Regions from separate parts of the Mus musculus genome. Here region 2 is linked to region 1. A link is a loop called in an ENCODE intact Hi-C map of the cell type or tissue named here. Cell type or tissue: heart. All regions are shown on one strand. Each heading gives the region's core, and the rest is flanking DNA. Links, peaks and the distances in the headings are about the cores only.

Region 1 (8,035 bases), core at 1,587-5,586:
GAACAGTATCTGTTCTTAACCACTAAGCCACCTCTGCAGCCTCCCGCCCTCAAGATTATACTCTATACATTATCTTTCAAGGCAGTGCCTTGCATCCAATAAGAATACAAACACTGGTGTTTGAACTATCCAAGGAAGAATCTTACTCTGCAACATAAAGTTTCCCCGAAACACAGAGAACTCAGAAACCAGCTGTGACCGTAGGACTAAGCACAGACTACATAGTCAGTGGTTATAAAGTTGGGTTGACCATCAAAGGAAAACATTCCCAAGGGAAAAAAATGGAATCCCTTTGCCCCCAGTTCAGATTTAGGTTCTACTTTGGAGATGTGTTCTTTCTTTGCCCTCTCCTAGGGATCCCGTGGGTGTAGATTCAGTTCAGACTTGTAAATCTTTTTAAGTGGCTCTCTCTTTAGCACATTAGAAGTCACAGCCTTCCCTTCCCTTGACATCAACGATCGGAGCTCATTTCCCTGCTCTTGCTGATGCAGAGGGACCGGTTGTTAGTTTACTCTTCATTGCTGTTCAGAGATATGCTGACAAACACAAGGATGCATTTGATGATGGGAAACAAAGACAGGCAAATGCACCCTGTTTAGGGAAGCCAAGCCTCCCAAAGAGAAGACAAGAGGCTGCCAAGTAGATTTGTGTTTTAACTTGTAATCCTTCCTGCTCCCAGCTTGTAGCCACCTAACTCTCTTTCACACCCTATTTTGATTTTCCTCTGTCAGAAGTAATAACAATGCCCTCAGGAGATGCTCCGTGTATGTCAGGGAACAGCAAGAGTTTACATGAGGGTCCCTCACAGAGGGAAACCCTTTGACAGGCAGTTTCCCCAGGGTTCTGACCAGGTCACCATCTGCAAGTAGAGAAACTAACTATTCCTTAATTGCTGAAACTTATGAAATGGCCATTTTTTTTATGTGGACAAACAGATATTTGAATAGCAGCAAATTTACATGGTTCAAACCAACAATTTGGTCAATTAGTCTATCACCTAGGAAAGTAAAAATGAATCTTAAACTTTTTCTTGTTTACTTTTCCCATTTTGAGCCCCATCCCCAACTCTTTAGCTGTAAAAGTTAATCAGCTCTGCACTCCTGGTGGGTGCACAAGGCTTTGCACCCACCCAAGAGCTCTGGATGGGAGAATGAAAAGACATACACACACAGAGACACAAACACAGACACACAGACTCAGACACACAGACCCAGACAGTCACACACACACACAGACACACACACACACACACACACACACACACACAGATACACACACGGACACTCAGACACACATGCACACACACACACACACACACACACACACACACACATACACTTTATTTTAATATTCCTAACAAGCTAAATGGCTGGGCACTTCCAAACCTCCCTGTGGCTAGCACACACTCCCCTGTGGTATTTCTGAGTTAACATTTCCTAAATCTATATTTTATCTTTGTTGCCCTGTTCCTTCTGAGCAGCCCTCCCATGGGTGCCGCTTTCCCTTTGCACCTACATTTCGGCTGTCTCATCTCCTGCTCCTTCATGGCATGGTCTGTCCTATGTCTCTCTCATGGCCAAATGCCTTCTTCCTCTAGGTCTCTCACCAGGGAAAACTAAAAGTGCCTCCTCTTTCACCCTGCCCAGCCATTGGCCACTGGCTCTTTATCAGTAAACCAACTGTTGGCAGAGACCTACCCCAGACCTTCGAATCCCTGTGTAAGCACAAGTCAATCCCCCAACACTCCTCTCCTCCTTTTCCTCTCCATTTCCTGTCTTTAGAGTTTAACCTTGGTGTTGAACTCTGTGGGTGGAGCAGACATTCTGCATGCAAATGTTTCAAAAGCGCACTCTCATCACAGGAAGTCTTCAACTGACTCTAGGTGTTTGGTGTCTGAGTGATGGTGAGTTGGAGTCCAGTATATTCTCAGACCACCTCAGAGTCTCTCCCATGGATGACTCTACAGCCTTCCCAGGAGTGCTGACCCAGTGTTCGGCTCATCTGCAGCCAGTCAAGATATTTCTCTGTCTTTAGAAACCGTGTTGTATGACACGATTGCAAAGAAGATGTCAATAGACGTCAACTCACCCTCTAGGGAACAAATGACAGAGCAAAGTGCAGATGCCACTGGTGTGCAATTTGGTGAACAAGTGAGTTTTATCGGGACTATTTAAAGGGATATGGGTAAAGGTTACTTACAGGAAAGGAAACAGCTATGTGTCTAAATCCCACCACAGCGTGTGACAGCTCACAAGAGTGGGAAACCTGGAGCATACTGTATAAACTGAAGGCAGTTCAACAGGTGGAGAGTACCCTTTCCATGGGGCTCAGTTTCTGCCTCTTCCAGGAAGCTCAGCGTGTCTGAGAATGCCACTTGGGAGTCTTTGCAGTTAACCCATGCTTGGGATGGAGAGGCCTAGCAAATATGGTCAGTTTCAGGCTCTTCTGAACCTTTTGAGTTTTTTATTTCCATGGGATACTTCATTTCCTGGTTACTCTTAGAAGAAATTGTTACACAGCAAACAGGAAAAACCCTTCTTTATGTGTTTTCTACTCACAGACTCATTCCATTTCCCCAGCACTGTACTTTAAAAGTTTTGGCTTTTGGAAAGCAAAAGTCCGAAATCTTTAGAGACTTCTCACTTTTTACAGGGGAAGAAAAAGAACTTTCCCTGGAGCAGGAGAGAGCTGAACTCTTAAGTAGGACAGGCATGGTAGTGGCAAGTGTGAGGGAAGATACTATCACAAACTACTTAGCTACAAAGAGAATATTTGGTAGGGCTCAGAAATGTAAAAGAACACCATCTTCCCCACAAGGTCCAGCTTCCATCCGCACCCCCACCAGCCCCCTAGGTCCCAGAGAACAATAAGGTCCAAAGGGGATGTTCCTGGAAGCCGGTCATCTGTCTTGGTCTCCCGCTTTCAGAGAATGTGAATTTGTTCATCCCACACCCAGTCCAAGAGTGAAGCTGAAGAGAACTTTCCAGTTCGACTCGTGTTGATTCCTACCTTGTCAGAACTGGTCTCTTACAAATAATCCTAAGAAGTGAGCAGGGGTCACATCCAGACACTGGGGAGCAGAGACGACCGGACCAGCTGAAGGTCCTCCCATCTAGGCCCAAGAGTTACAACCCCAACCCTCACCACGCCCCTGACCTTCAGCTATTCAGACTTTTTCTTTTAAGATAACCTCAGGCTCGCATGGGCTGGAACTAGGTGCTGGCACATAATATAACATGTGCAGCTTGGTCTTTATGCAGGTCCCGCAATGACAGACGCAGGGAGCTGTTCTTGAATCTGTTGCTTGCCTGTGGATCCTGTTCCCCAAGCTGTGCTGCCTTGTCTGGCCTCAGTGGGAGAGGATGCTCCTGCAAAGAGCGGATGTGCTGCAGGGAGGGGGACACCAAGGGGAGCAACCCCTTCTCAAAGGAGAAGGGGAGGGAATAGGGGAAGGATTTATGTGAGAGGGTACTGGGAGGAGAGGGGAGCGGTTATATTAGGATGTAAAGTGAATAAACAAATTAAAAAAATAGCTTCAGGCTTTTTGCTAGGCTTTTTGCTACCTGTTCAAACATAGGGGCAGCACTGGCCTATGGTATTTAAACCTAATTTTTTCACTTGGCTTTGTTTCCTCATCGCCCAGGTGGGTGAATAATTTGGCTACCTGTAAAGCCATCTTTGTGGGTCAGAGAAACCCTGTCTCGAAAAACAAAACAAACAAACAAAAAGAAAAGAAAAGAAAAGAAAAGAAAAGAAAAGAAAAGAAAAGAAAAGAAAAGAAAAAAGAAAAGCCATCTTGTGAAGCCCTGCCTTTTTTATGCACCACTGACAGCAAATACTTCACGACTGAGTCAGAGCCACAGTCATTGTGGAGGTCGCCCTGGGCTGCCTTGTCTTCAATGGTGTCCTTGCCAGGCTGCCAAGGAAGCTCTTGCTGGGCAAGCTGGGAACACACTGTCTGTTGGAAGAATGTCCCATTCAGGAGCTGCGGTTTGTGCCAAGGCTCGACAGTCCCCACAAAGGCGCACAGGGGCGACCCAGAGAAGGAAATGAACAACAAAAACCCCAAAGCCTGGCTGACATACACTGCCCGGGAGCTTTCTGTTCCAGCATGCTGTCTTCTGGCAACCGACAAACGGACACAGGGCCACACAAGAGGAATACGTTTCAAGGAGGAAAACTTTGTGCCAGATAAGAAATGAGATATAATAATAAAGCTGGACCGAGGTAGTCTATGGACTTAGGAAGTTATAAAATATTTATGGGGAAATTCTTCGCTTGGGGATGAGAGTCTGAATGTCGGAAGAAGCTTGGAGACAGGAGAGGGGGCGGGATGGGGGATGTTTACCGAGTTAAGACACGCTCCTTTGTTAGTTCCTCGGTGTGTAAGAGGAGGTTTTGTAAGATGTGAGGAAAAGCTTCAGAGAAGAGCAACGAGGCAGGCTGAGCCTTGTCGGTAGGACCAGGACATGAGCAGATGAAACCTAATACAATAGTCATAATGAAGAACTCCTTCTCCGTAGCCTCAGAAGGACTGGGAATGTGGGACCCTATGTACTCTATCTGCGCGTTTAATCTCTGTGAATGAGAGAGGAATCCAGGACTCTGGGCAAGACCTTAGGAGCTGAAAGACACGCTGAACAGTTTCCTCTCATCAATGTGGCACTCAAAGGTGCTGAGCAAACAAACACAGGAAAACCTTTTTTTTTTTGCTATTGATGCTGTTCCACAGTTAGGCAATTGTCAGCTGTGAGGTCATAGCTTTAACAAGCTTTCCCACTACAGGAAAAAAGTACTTGAGAGGAATTTAACCTTTTTCCTCCTGGAGAGTTGATTAAAAAAACTATTGAATTTGCTCTTTGACAACTTCATACACATATAAAGCATATTCCAATTACTATACCCTCTTACCTTTTCTTATTTCTCATCTCCATTCCATCTTTATACCTCTTCCATACCTTCCCTCAAGGCACATTCCTATATTCATGAGGGTTTTGTTGTTGTTTTGTTTTGCTTTGTTTATAGGCCTGCTGAATTTAACCAGGATTTAGAACCATCCACCGGAGTCTGATGCTGATGTGCTCCAGAGTAAGCTAGGAGTAGTTCATTGGGAAGCGGTTTCATCTGGGAACCTCTCCCCTGCGACTCTCTCTCTCTCTGTCTCTCTCTCTCTCTCTGTGTCTCTGTCTCTCTCTCTCTGTCTCTCTCTCTGTCTCTCTGTCTCTGTCTCTCTCTCTCTGTCTCTCTCTGTCTCTCAGTCTGTCTGTCTCTGTCTGTCTGTCTGTCTGTCTCTGTCTGTCTGTCTGTCTGTCTGTCTCTCTCTCTCTCTCTCTTTCTCTCTCTCTCTTCCATAATTGACTATTGGCAGGCCCAGTCTTGTTATGAACTCACTGTAGGCAGCCACAGCTGAGTTGAGACCACAGCTGCAGTGGTTCTGCCATGGCCAGAATATGGCCCTTTCTCCCTTATCTCCTTCAAGAGAATTAAAGGAAACATTTATCATGGCTTTCAGTGTTTTGAGGTCCAATTCAAGTCTCTCGCCCACTTATTGCCCAAAACAGTCACTGCAGGCTACAGACTAATCAGGTAGGGCAGACTCTTGGCCTCCGTTCACAGTGGATGAGTTGATGCAGAGTTTTGCAGGCTTTGCCTGGAGGCCACCACCCAGTGCGCCCAGGTCTCTACTACAGTCCTTACCTATCTCATCCCCTTGCCATACCACTGAGGCTTTTAGTAAAGGCTGCCTCACACTGACAGTTTGCTGGGACAGGTCAGCCACAGAGTGACAAGACACCAGCAAGATGCAACTTCTTGCTATAAAAAGAGCACGACCCATGTGGAAAGAAAAGAATAACCGTGAAAAGGCTATTTTTATACATAATACAGAATTTGGGAATTCTTTTCAGTTTGTTTAAAAAAGTGAATTTTAAAAATCAAATCCAGGCATAGGAATCAAAGTTCTGCCTGGATTAGAAGCCGTGATGCCTTGGAAATCGCCACCGAAGAGCAACACACCTCTTTTCTTCATTGCTGAGTCCCATCCCACACTCAGGCCTTTGGTGGCAGAGTTGAAATGTTGCAGGCTGAGCATATAGTTGCAGCTTATGTAGGCTCTAGCATGTAAGTGATTGTGGCATTGAGAAAGTCCCTTACTCATGCCGAATGCCAAGGATCTTTTCAGTGAGAGAGGTGCGCATTCTTTCCCAATGCCAAAAACCTTCATGTGAAGATCATCAGGGAGCACGGAAGCCAGAACTCCAGAACTCCAAGTTCTACTAAAACCCAGCATGAGGCTGACATTCCAAAGAGCACAGCTTCCCCCCTGCACAGAGAGGCTGAGTGACTGGAAAGCTGTAATGAGACAAATGGCAGCATCTTAGGGTCTCTTGAGAGTGTCTGTGCCTCCCTGCTTTTCAAGGGGCCTGCCTGGGAGTTTTAGAGTCCTTTGAGATTTCTTCAAGAGGCACCAGGTTGCCTTGCATTCTGCTGTCACTTATTTTGGAAAGCATTCCTGGGTCTTTGTTATGGATCGCACGATGCCCAGTTTCTGTGAAGGGCCATGAGGGGTTAATGCCCAGCTCCTCTCATTCTTCCCAGTAATTGAGATTTTATAATTACTTTCATCAAAGGTATGTCGGTAAGGCCATGAAGGAAAAGAAGCACTTGATTTCCACGGAGAAATTTCATAAATCCCAGGCCCTCATTCTTCATATTTCAGGCTCAGTAGATCAATTTCATTAAAACCAAGATGCATAGGGGGGTGGGGGGTGGAGCTGATTTGCCCTAAAACCCTTTGTCTTCTGCTGAACAAATACAAAGGCAGTGAAGTTTGTTTCTATGTCCCTTTGCCCTTCCGCTTAAGACTTACATTCCTTTGCCTTGTGCCAAATTTAGCAGGGTTGGAGGTGGGGAGGTGGACCGGAGGGAGACGTTTATATAATATTCGCTCAAATCTCTTCTTCAGTTTTTATTGCAGGACTCTGAGCTCTGTAGGCAGGAGGGAATTTTGAATGAACTCAGCTTTTAGTGACCAGGAGTGGAGACATAAAAGGAGCTTTTCAGCCTCTCTGGTTACAGAGATAAGTACAAAGGGTTACCGGCACTAAGTCTGTGGTAATAGCTGCTATAAGTACTGACCATGATTTGAATCTCCCGATAACTGATTCTGGGGAGGCCAGAATATTTATCAAGCCATTAGGAGAAGCTGTTTCTTGCTGATAAGATGCCTACAACTGATGAGGTCCACCTGAAGACAGGGATGAGGCTGGTCTGGATTTACAGCCATTTGCACGGAGAGCAAATAAATCTTGTTTTTAAGAACAGCAGGAGACATTCATCAGCAAAATTATGTGCGTAGCCTGGAGCAAGCCTAGGGAATGCTAAGAAGAAAGAGTAGGTGAGCACCCTTGTGTACAAGGTGGTTGAAAACTGCACTTGGGCTTGGCACATGATGTTGTTAGGATTTTATTGACTTGGAGGCTAAGGAAGAAGTGGGTGGGACAGATGACAGGGATAAGTTAAATGAGGGGATTTAGAAAATTAAACCAGCCATCTTATAACGTGTGACTGCAGAGCTTTTCTTTGGTACTTTCTACAGTGGAAGAAGCTACAGTATAGTCAATACTGCAGTTAAAGCGAATAATGCCAGAGGGGCTGTCTACCTGCATCTTGGTTTCTGTGAAGTTGTACAACATGCTGAGACCTCAGGCCACCTTCTATGTTTTAGCCTGGCTTTGCCTGGTTGGTCCAGACTTTCCTTTCCTTTCCTTTCCTTTCCTTTCCTTTCCTTTCCTTTCCTTTCCTTTCCTTTCCTTTCCTTTCCTTTCCTTTCCTCTCCTTTCCCCTTTCCTTCCATTTATCCTTGTCTTCCTTCCTTCCTTCCTTCCTTCCTTCCTTCCTTTCTTTCTTTCTCTTTCTTTCTTTCTTTCCTTCTTTCTTCCTTCCTTTCTTTCTTCCTTCCTTTCTTTCTTTCTTTCTTTCTTTCAACACTTTGGCTTTTACAGATATGAATTCATGATCTCTAACTTTGAAAAGA
Region 2 (8,035 bases), core at 2,233-6,232, 170 kb before region 1:
GTACTACTCAGCTATTAAAAGTAATGACTTTGAAAGACCCACAACGTGAGGACTCCCCCACGTTCTGACTCAGGAGAGGCGACACCCCAAATCACTCACGAGAAATGGTCTTGCTGCAAACTGCAAGAGGACTTTTATTCAAGAATGGTCTTGCTGCAAACTGCAAGAGGACTTTTATTCAAGAATGGTCTTGCTGCAAACTGCAAGAAGACTTTTATTCAAGAGCGCTCTTGGGCCCACAGTCATAAACCACGCAGTGGTAGAGGACCATGGCGCCCCGAGTAGCTAGGTGAGGGAGTATTTAAAGGAAGAAACCACAACTCAAGGAGGTGGGGAGGGTGTTGTTGGAAAATACCAAAAATACCAGTTAAGAGTCACAAGGAAGTACAAAGTCACAAGAGTCACAAGGAATACCTGGTAATTGTGAGGGTTATTTCTCAAGACAGTTTCTACGAGACTCTAACAATAGCACATTTGTGTAGCGGGTTCCAGCAATGGTCAGGGTGGGTCGGGGTGACTTTCTTTGAATGAACACTCCTTGAACACAGGAAGCAGGTAGGTGGAGGAATGTCACTATCTGTTTTATGATTAGCATACCTTGGATCATTGAGTCATAGAGGTCACATTCTCAAGCCTGGGCCTAAAGGCCTAGAATTTTACTTTTACGTTATAATTTTTCAACTTCATGAAATTTGCAGGCAAATGGATGGAACTAGAAAATATAATTCTGAGTGAGGTAACCCAGTCACAAAAGAGCACACATGATCACTGATAACTGGCTATAAGCGTAAAAGCTTGGAATACTCAAGATACAATTTATAGACCACATGAAGCTCAAGAAGAAGGAAGACCAAAGTGTGGATGCTTCAGTCCTACTTAGAAGGGGGAACAAAATAATCACGGGAGATAGAGGGTAGGAGGGACTTGGGAGGAAGAAAGGAGGAGTAGAGGAAAAACAGGGGGCAGGATCAGGTGTGGGAGGAGATGAGGGAGATGTACAGAGGGTCAGGAAATTGAACAGAGGTGTGTAGCAGTAAGAAATGGGGAACAGGGGGTAGCAACCAGAAAGTCCCAGATGCCAGGAAAGCAAGAGGCTCCCAGGACCCAACAGGGATGACATTAGCTGAAATACCCAACAAAGGGGAGAGAGAACCTGTAGAGATCATGCTAAATCTTAAATATACAATTATAGATATTATTATCTCCACATTACATTATTTTTTTTAGTACTGGCGATATTAATCTATGGCCTCCTGGAAGCCGGGCAAGCATGCTAGTCCTAAGCTAGACTCCAGCCCTATTTATATATTGTTGAAGATAAAACTAAGACTTGTGATTTAAATCATTTGTCTAAACGCATCATAATAGGTTGTGGAGAAAAAGCATCTTTTTTAGTCATCCTCACAGCCTTTCTCCACTCACATGTGGTACTTGCTGACTATCCAGGAGCAAGCGTTCACTTGGGGCATAAAAAAAAGTGTCCTCCAAGCAGATTTAATATATTTTGATCATAGAAAGAGACATATATGCTGATTTTCATATTTTGATAAGTGACAATGTAAAGCTTATATCACCAGCATGTGGGCATAATTAAATAATTGAACTAAGCTGTTTATGTGTCTATACCTAGACATTTAACATTTGAAAATCCCTTGCTCCACACAAGGAATCTACTCACCATGTCAGTCAGCACGAGGTAATCAGGAAGTATACTGTAGTTTGAAAAAGGAACAGTTAGTTGTTTGAAATATTTAAATATTCAAAATATTTCTTATAAGAGAATCACAGGCAACGAAATAAAAATCTTGCAAGTGGTTAAGAACAACCACAAGCTATTTGTTAAAAAGCAGAGATAAAATAATTTTCTTCTCTTTTCTTTTCTCTTCTCTTCTTTTTTTTTTTTTTCATTTTTCTTTTTCTTTTTCTTTTTTTTTTTTTTTTTGTCAGAATCTTCTTTGAGTTCAGACAACTGGATCTATGAAAGAGAAGATGGGGAGAACAGAATGAAAGTTGGTGTTCTAAAAGCTTCCTCATGTTTTTGGAAGGCCGGGACCGTTGTAAAAGGCACTTCTTCTAAAATAGGTTTCCTGAAGTCCATCCATCTTATTATGCCACACAGTGCCTCTCTTTTGTTTCTCAGCCTTGGTTTCTATTTTTATCTATTTTTATCTCTATGGTTCTGAGATGGTCACGTGATATGCAAATTGCTTTAGGATGGTGAAAGTATGTTCACATGGCAAAGTGAGTGTTGCAGACAGTCTTTCCTAATTGTTTCCCCTTGTAATCTAGTTTTCTTATGCTTCCCCACTGCCCACCCCAAGCCCCCTATTCAGAGGCAGGACATTGAGAGTTCTCCTGGAAAAGAGAGAGGAGTTAAGAAAGAGAAAGCTCTTCAAGATCTAGGTAGCAAGATGGCAGTGGCAAAAGGAAGGGAAGATGGTGTGGGGAGGAAGACTGGGGAGAGGAGGGGGGCAAGAAAGGGAAAAGGGATCGAGGAGGACAGGAACGCAATCCTGGTCTATCAGTTTCACAAATGTTGATGTCAAAAACTTCCAGAAAGGCTTTCAGAGGGATGGGACACCCCTCACCCTCCCAACCCAAGCACCACCCCCAAACCCCAGGGGTCCCACCACCACCCCAATTCCCCAGAGAATGAAGGCCTATGAGAAATATTTTGAGATATGGCAGATTGGTGTGGGAAAAAGCATGTGTATGTCCCAAGATACCACTTCCTGTTTCTCAGGACTTGTGTGTGGTGTGTATGGAAATCTAGACCTCCTCATTTTCAAAGGGGGGAGGTGAGGATATGAGTGTTTCTAAGAGATGGAGATCCCAGAGTGGCCCACTAACAAATTCCTGCCTACTAGACAGATGCCCATAAGAAAGGCAGCTAGCACTCACTGTTGGTGAGGAACCTGGGGAACCCCTCTTGCATTGGTAGTGGAAGTCCAACCCCATACAGATGTTCTAAGAATTTTAACTGGTAGTCCTTCAAAAAGCCAGGTCATGCCCACTGATGTTCCCACAATCTCATACAATGATGCTTTCCCAGCTACCTGGGTATCCCTTAATTGGACAACCACCACAGCACCTAGGTTTTATAAGCATTGGAGTGGATGGCTCTAGGAGGGAAGGGAGTGGGAGTCAGGATGGAGCATTAAAGGAAAAGCAGTCCACTTAATAAAACATGATGCAGGGCTTGTGAAGTTGGATGAGAGTAGACAGTGGGGTAAGAGATCTAATTCACCCAGCTCTGAGTCTTCTGTTAAAAGCAGACACGAGCAAGCTGTGTTTGTATGTCTGGGTCATGGCAAATGTGCAAGATGTTGAACGGTGGGACTGTTTCCAGAGTAGCCTCCTTCCTGTAAGGGAGGCCTTGTGAGGAACGGTCAGCTTCTCAGTAAGCTCTTCATCCACATGGCATAAACAGACGATTTCAGGGCCAGAATGGAACTCAGTAAAATGCTTGTTATGTCGTTCTCCGATGCCTGGAAAGATGAAACATTTACCCCCTGAGATTAATTTTTCACTGACTGATCAAACTCAATGTACTGTTTATGTTCTCTGTAACAGGAATTTTAAAGCACATAAATTTTTAAGCAAGAGTCTGATATCCAAAAAGATACATTACTTTGATCTAAAGTAATTTGAAGTTCAACTGGGTGAAGTACTCCTACTCTTTAAGCTACTTATTTATAAAATATGGATCTAGTTAATCAGATTTATAGTATGAAGCTGGGAACATTCTACGATGACTCATGATCACTAAGGTTCTGAAAAGACTTTCCTTCAGAGGCTTCACTACCTACTAGCCACATGCTGACCCATCACTGTTCTTTTCTGGATCAGTTTCCTCATCTGTAAAATGGTTGGACGAGCAGATATATGATGTCCTCTCAACTCTGCAAGTGCTGTGATTTCACAGCCACAAAGCACATATAAAACAGTAAATTCCACCAAACTGAAAGTTCTTCCCACAGTCTATCTGCATTGCTGCAAGCCAAGAGAAGCTGGCACACTCTAACCCCAGAGCTGTAGATGACTCAGTCTGTATTTGCACACAGTGTTTCTCTTGCGTCTCCCTGGCATTCTCTGAGCCAGACTTACTCATATGTTAGGTCCAGTGTACAAAGTGTCTCTAGTATTTCTGAGGCTGAGATTTGAGCAGTAAATGGTATGCTGATAGTCCTACGTTTAGGATCCATGACTCTGAAAGGTTTCTTTAGGGACATCCAATACAAATAATATCTTGTCTGGTGTCCAAGGTGGTGGTGTTCTATGCTGCTGCTGTTGTTGATTATGATGATGATGTTGGTGATGATAATAAAAATGATAGTAATGATGATGATACATTATATTCCTGGCACAGATAACATGCTGAGTGCTTTCCAAATATTTGAGTCCTTATAGTGCCTGCAAAATAAGTACTAACATTATTTCCTTTTATACCGTAGGAAGACACAGAGACATTAGATAACTTCCTTATTGTTGTTACCCATTGAGAAAATGGAAGGGCTAATATTTGAACATAGGCTAGTTAGGTCAATTGTTCATTATTTTAGATATTATGTCTCTACTATCTTTCTAATAAATAATGAAGCTCCAGATTATGTACATATTTGGATATTACGTTAGATAATTATCTGCACTACATGTTTAGCACAGTGTTCCCACTATTTCAGTGGTGAGGAACTCTTAAGAGAAAGATGATCAGAAAGGAACCCATTGACTTATTTCCCTTCTTCTGTTCCTGGATTTAACATTTCAATGAAAGTAGTTAGTAGTTTTTGAGTCCCTCTGCACCAGTCTGGGTGTTTTGTGTATTAAGTTCTGATTGTTGTTGCCCTATATGGAGTATGCTTGGAGATTAGCTCATCTCACTAATGAAGAGCTCTCAGGTGTTCCGTACCTTTTGCTGGTCAGATACCTACTGAAAATCTCAAGAAAAACCATCTAACTGAGAATCTGTCTGCCCCTTGATGCTCATGTCTAAGTGTGCTAGCATTAGTGGACCTGGGTGAGGGAAAATCTTTCTAAAATGTCTTTAACGTCACATCAAACTCTCACTCTTTGAGTCTCTTGTTTATGTGAATCAAGGTTCCCCACTTACTCCTGGACAGGCTATAATCTTAAATTAAGCAGCTGGTTCTTTGTCATTTGTGGGCTTTGAACAAAAACACAAAATCTTATTAAGCAACCAAGAGAAATAATACACCAAAAACTCGATTTTTATTTTCTCTACTGAAGCTATTTGAAATCCAGTATTATTATTTATATTTTTGGAGGATTTTCTTTCACTAGTGAGCGTTGTTTGAGCATTTTATTTCTTTCTTCACACATATTTAAAAGGCATTCCGACTGTGTGGTATTATGCTACACATGAAATGTTCTAGAAGGCAGCATAAGGAAATAGTGACTATCTATAAAACTGTGGTCTTTTGTATGTTTTTTTATGTGTGTGAGTGGGGTGAAGACACCCACACATGCATGTGGAAGACAGAAGTCAGCACCGGGAGGACTTCCTATATTGCTCTTCACATTATTAGTGAGAAACAGGTTGTTTACTGAGGCAGGAGCTTATCATTAGTGTCAAACCAGTTGGCCCACGCACCCCAGGAGCTGTCTATTCTGTACCCCAGCCGTGTGCTATACAAGTCCATATTGCCACACCAGCTTTTATGCAGGTTTTGGGCATCTGGGCTCAGGGTTTCATGTTTGTGCAAACATTTTGCCCAAACATTTCTTTAGCCCCTGATGATTGCTTTTATATAATATTTACAATTATTTTTAGAAATTCAAAGTGTCTTTTCATAAATATAAATATTTATATGTAGGTCAAAGGGTACTGTCCCATCTGCAGCTCTTGGATCAAGGTTAGTGGTCCAGGTCAGCAGTGTTAAATGGAGGAGCAGTTACCACACAGGTGACTGAGAGGGACATAGCTGGAACTCTAACGCTGCTGGCTTTAGTGGGGTTAAATCTAGCCAGTGTGTACATTTCTTTTGTCTTTAATTTTGAGCTCCCCACCTCCATTTTCAGACAGTAAAGTACTTTAAATTAAACATTTCTTTAACAAAAGAGTCTGATCTTAAGGTGAAGATTGTGTTAAATCAGTTAAAATTTTCAGGGAAAAATTCAAATCTTAAAAAAAAATGCTCTTCTAAAAGATGATCATGAATTTCCAAGGCAAGAAAACGTCCTTACCAAAAACAGGAGGTGGGGTGACAGAAGGGAGGGAGGGAAGGAAGGAGGGAGGGAGGGAGAGAGAGAGAGAGAGAGATGAGAAAGAAAGATGAGAGAGAAAGTTGAGAGAGAGATGAGAGAGAGACAGAGAGACTGAGAGACTGAGGTAAGGACAGTTGTGACTAATTGCCTGGGAATGGTTCCTTAGCCCTGAGAAAGGGTGGAAAGGTGGGTGAGGAAGTGGGGGCCTGTGACCGAATGACCCCAATGTCTTGTTTATATTTCCTTATCACAAATCTTCCTGCTAAAGTGGAGTGTTGGAAAAGTGGCTTTAGTCTGCCAGAGCAACTCTTGGCCTTGGTCCAAGCCTAACTTAAGTTTATCAGGAATGCATTCTTTACCATGTATAGTACTGGCCTGTTCTAATGAGGACCAGACACTGTAGCCAATTAGGAAAGAGAGCACACCCTAATGCTATCTGTCACGTAGAAGTACCCACGACTGTGGCTTTTTGTGGCAAAAAAAAAAAAAAAAAAAAAAAAAAAAAATCCAGGGATCCTGTGTCAAAGCATTTTGAGGGACAGAAATCTTGAAAAAAGTCATCCAGTTTTTGGATTCTTAGGAGAAAGAAAATGTTTTAAAGCTTATTTTACTGGGACAAAAACATAATCTATTTAAAATTATGTATGTGAATTATTTAAGACAACTAAGGGAGTTTGAGCAGGGCTCCAAGGGAAACCGTGATGAAGTTGGCTCTGGAGGGAGGCTGCACGGAGCAGTTTTAGGGGCGATAGGATAATGAATGGTTAAGATAAAAAGAGACAGTCTATGTAGGGGAAAGGTGAGGAGGTCACAAGGTCATAACACAGACACTCACTGTGTACACAAATTCACAGGAGGTCTGCCATTGGCTTGGGAAAATATACATGATTCCAAAATACGCTTTACAACATCGAGTGTTCTCCACTCTTTATTTATACGGTGCTTATCTCTAAGCAGCTCCAGGAGTTTATTTAGAATTCAGATTAGTCTTAATAAAAGCCAAATTAGCTAGGAAGTACAACTGCTGTTTAGGAATGAGGAAGCTAGGATTGGAAAGGGTTGAGTCTTTCTCTGAAAATCACTTTGAAGAATGTTATAACAGGAAGGAGGGAGCTGGCCTCTCCCATTCTCTGCCCTCATGTCACTAGGTCACTTCTGACACCAGGTGTGTGCTTTTCACACGCGAAGTCATTTCTCAACTCCACCTGGGTATCTCACAACTCAATTTAACTCCAACACTGACTGCAGGTAGCACACAGCCCACAGGTGACAGGCTCATCCCACAGATTACCCCTAAGTCACATGCCAGACAAATCCAGAATGTTAATCCGTGAACCCCTGGGACCCTGGGACACTTCCCATGAGTCAAAACACTTGCTAGAATGGCTCACCCAAACCAGCAAATTGTTTTACGAATGGCTACTCATTTTTCATGTAAAGATTCAACTCAGAAATGAGTGGATAGAAGGAATGCTTTAAGACAAGGTAAAGATGAAGGACCATGAAAATTCACATCCCTTTCCAGGCACATGACTCACGTGTGTTCATCCACTCAGAAACTCTCAAACCTTGTCCTTTGAGACTTTATGGTGATTAATATGTAGGCATGTCTGATGAACTCAACCTGTAGCTATTTTCTTCTCCTCTGAGTCACTAATCACAAGGTTGATTTGATGGCAACTGGCCCCCTTCCTGAGGTTATACAGGAGACCCATACCATTTCAGCCTACAAGGGACTCTTTTGATTTCAGAGAGTCTATGGGTTTCAGAAACTATATGACAGGAGAAAGAAATATCATATATACACACA

The links. A loop is a pair of places that touch in the nucleus more often than their neighbours do. Peaks named below come from ENCODE experiments on the same cell type or tissue, not always from the same donor. Only the 100,000 strongest peaks of a DNase experiment are listed, where the experiment ranks them.
Region 2: it touches region 1 in a loop (1.8-fold over the local background); 3 of 42 quality-filtered maps call a loop at or near these places.

What each region holds. Positions count from the first base shown.
Region 1 is chr5:4,492,348-4,500,382 of GRCm38, forward strand. No RefSeq gene overlaps it. Among named protein-coding and RNA genes, the nearest start is that of Gm40261, 220 kb to the left of the region's middle. In heart, for the core only: no CTCF peak of the experiment used is centred there; a DNase peak (open chromatin) is centred at 4,004; H3K27ac peaks cover 1,561 bases.
Region 2 is chr5:4,319,497-4,327,531 of GRCm38, forward strand. No RefSeq gene overlaps it. Among named protein-coding and RNA genes, the nearest start is that of Gm40261, 50 kb to the left of the region's middle. In heart, for the core only: no CTCF peak of the experiment used is centred there; DNase peaks (open chromatin) are centred at 3,335 and 4,045; H3K27ac peaks cover 1,151 bases.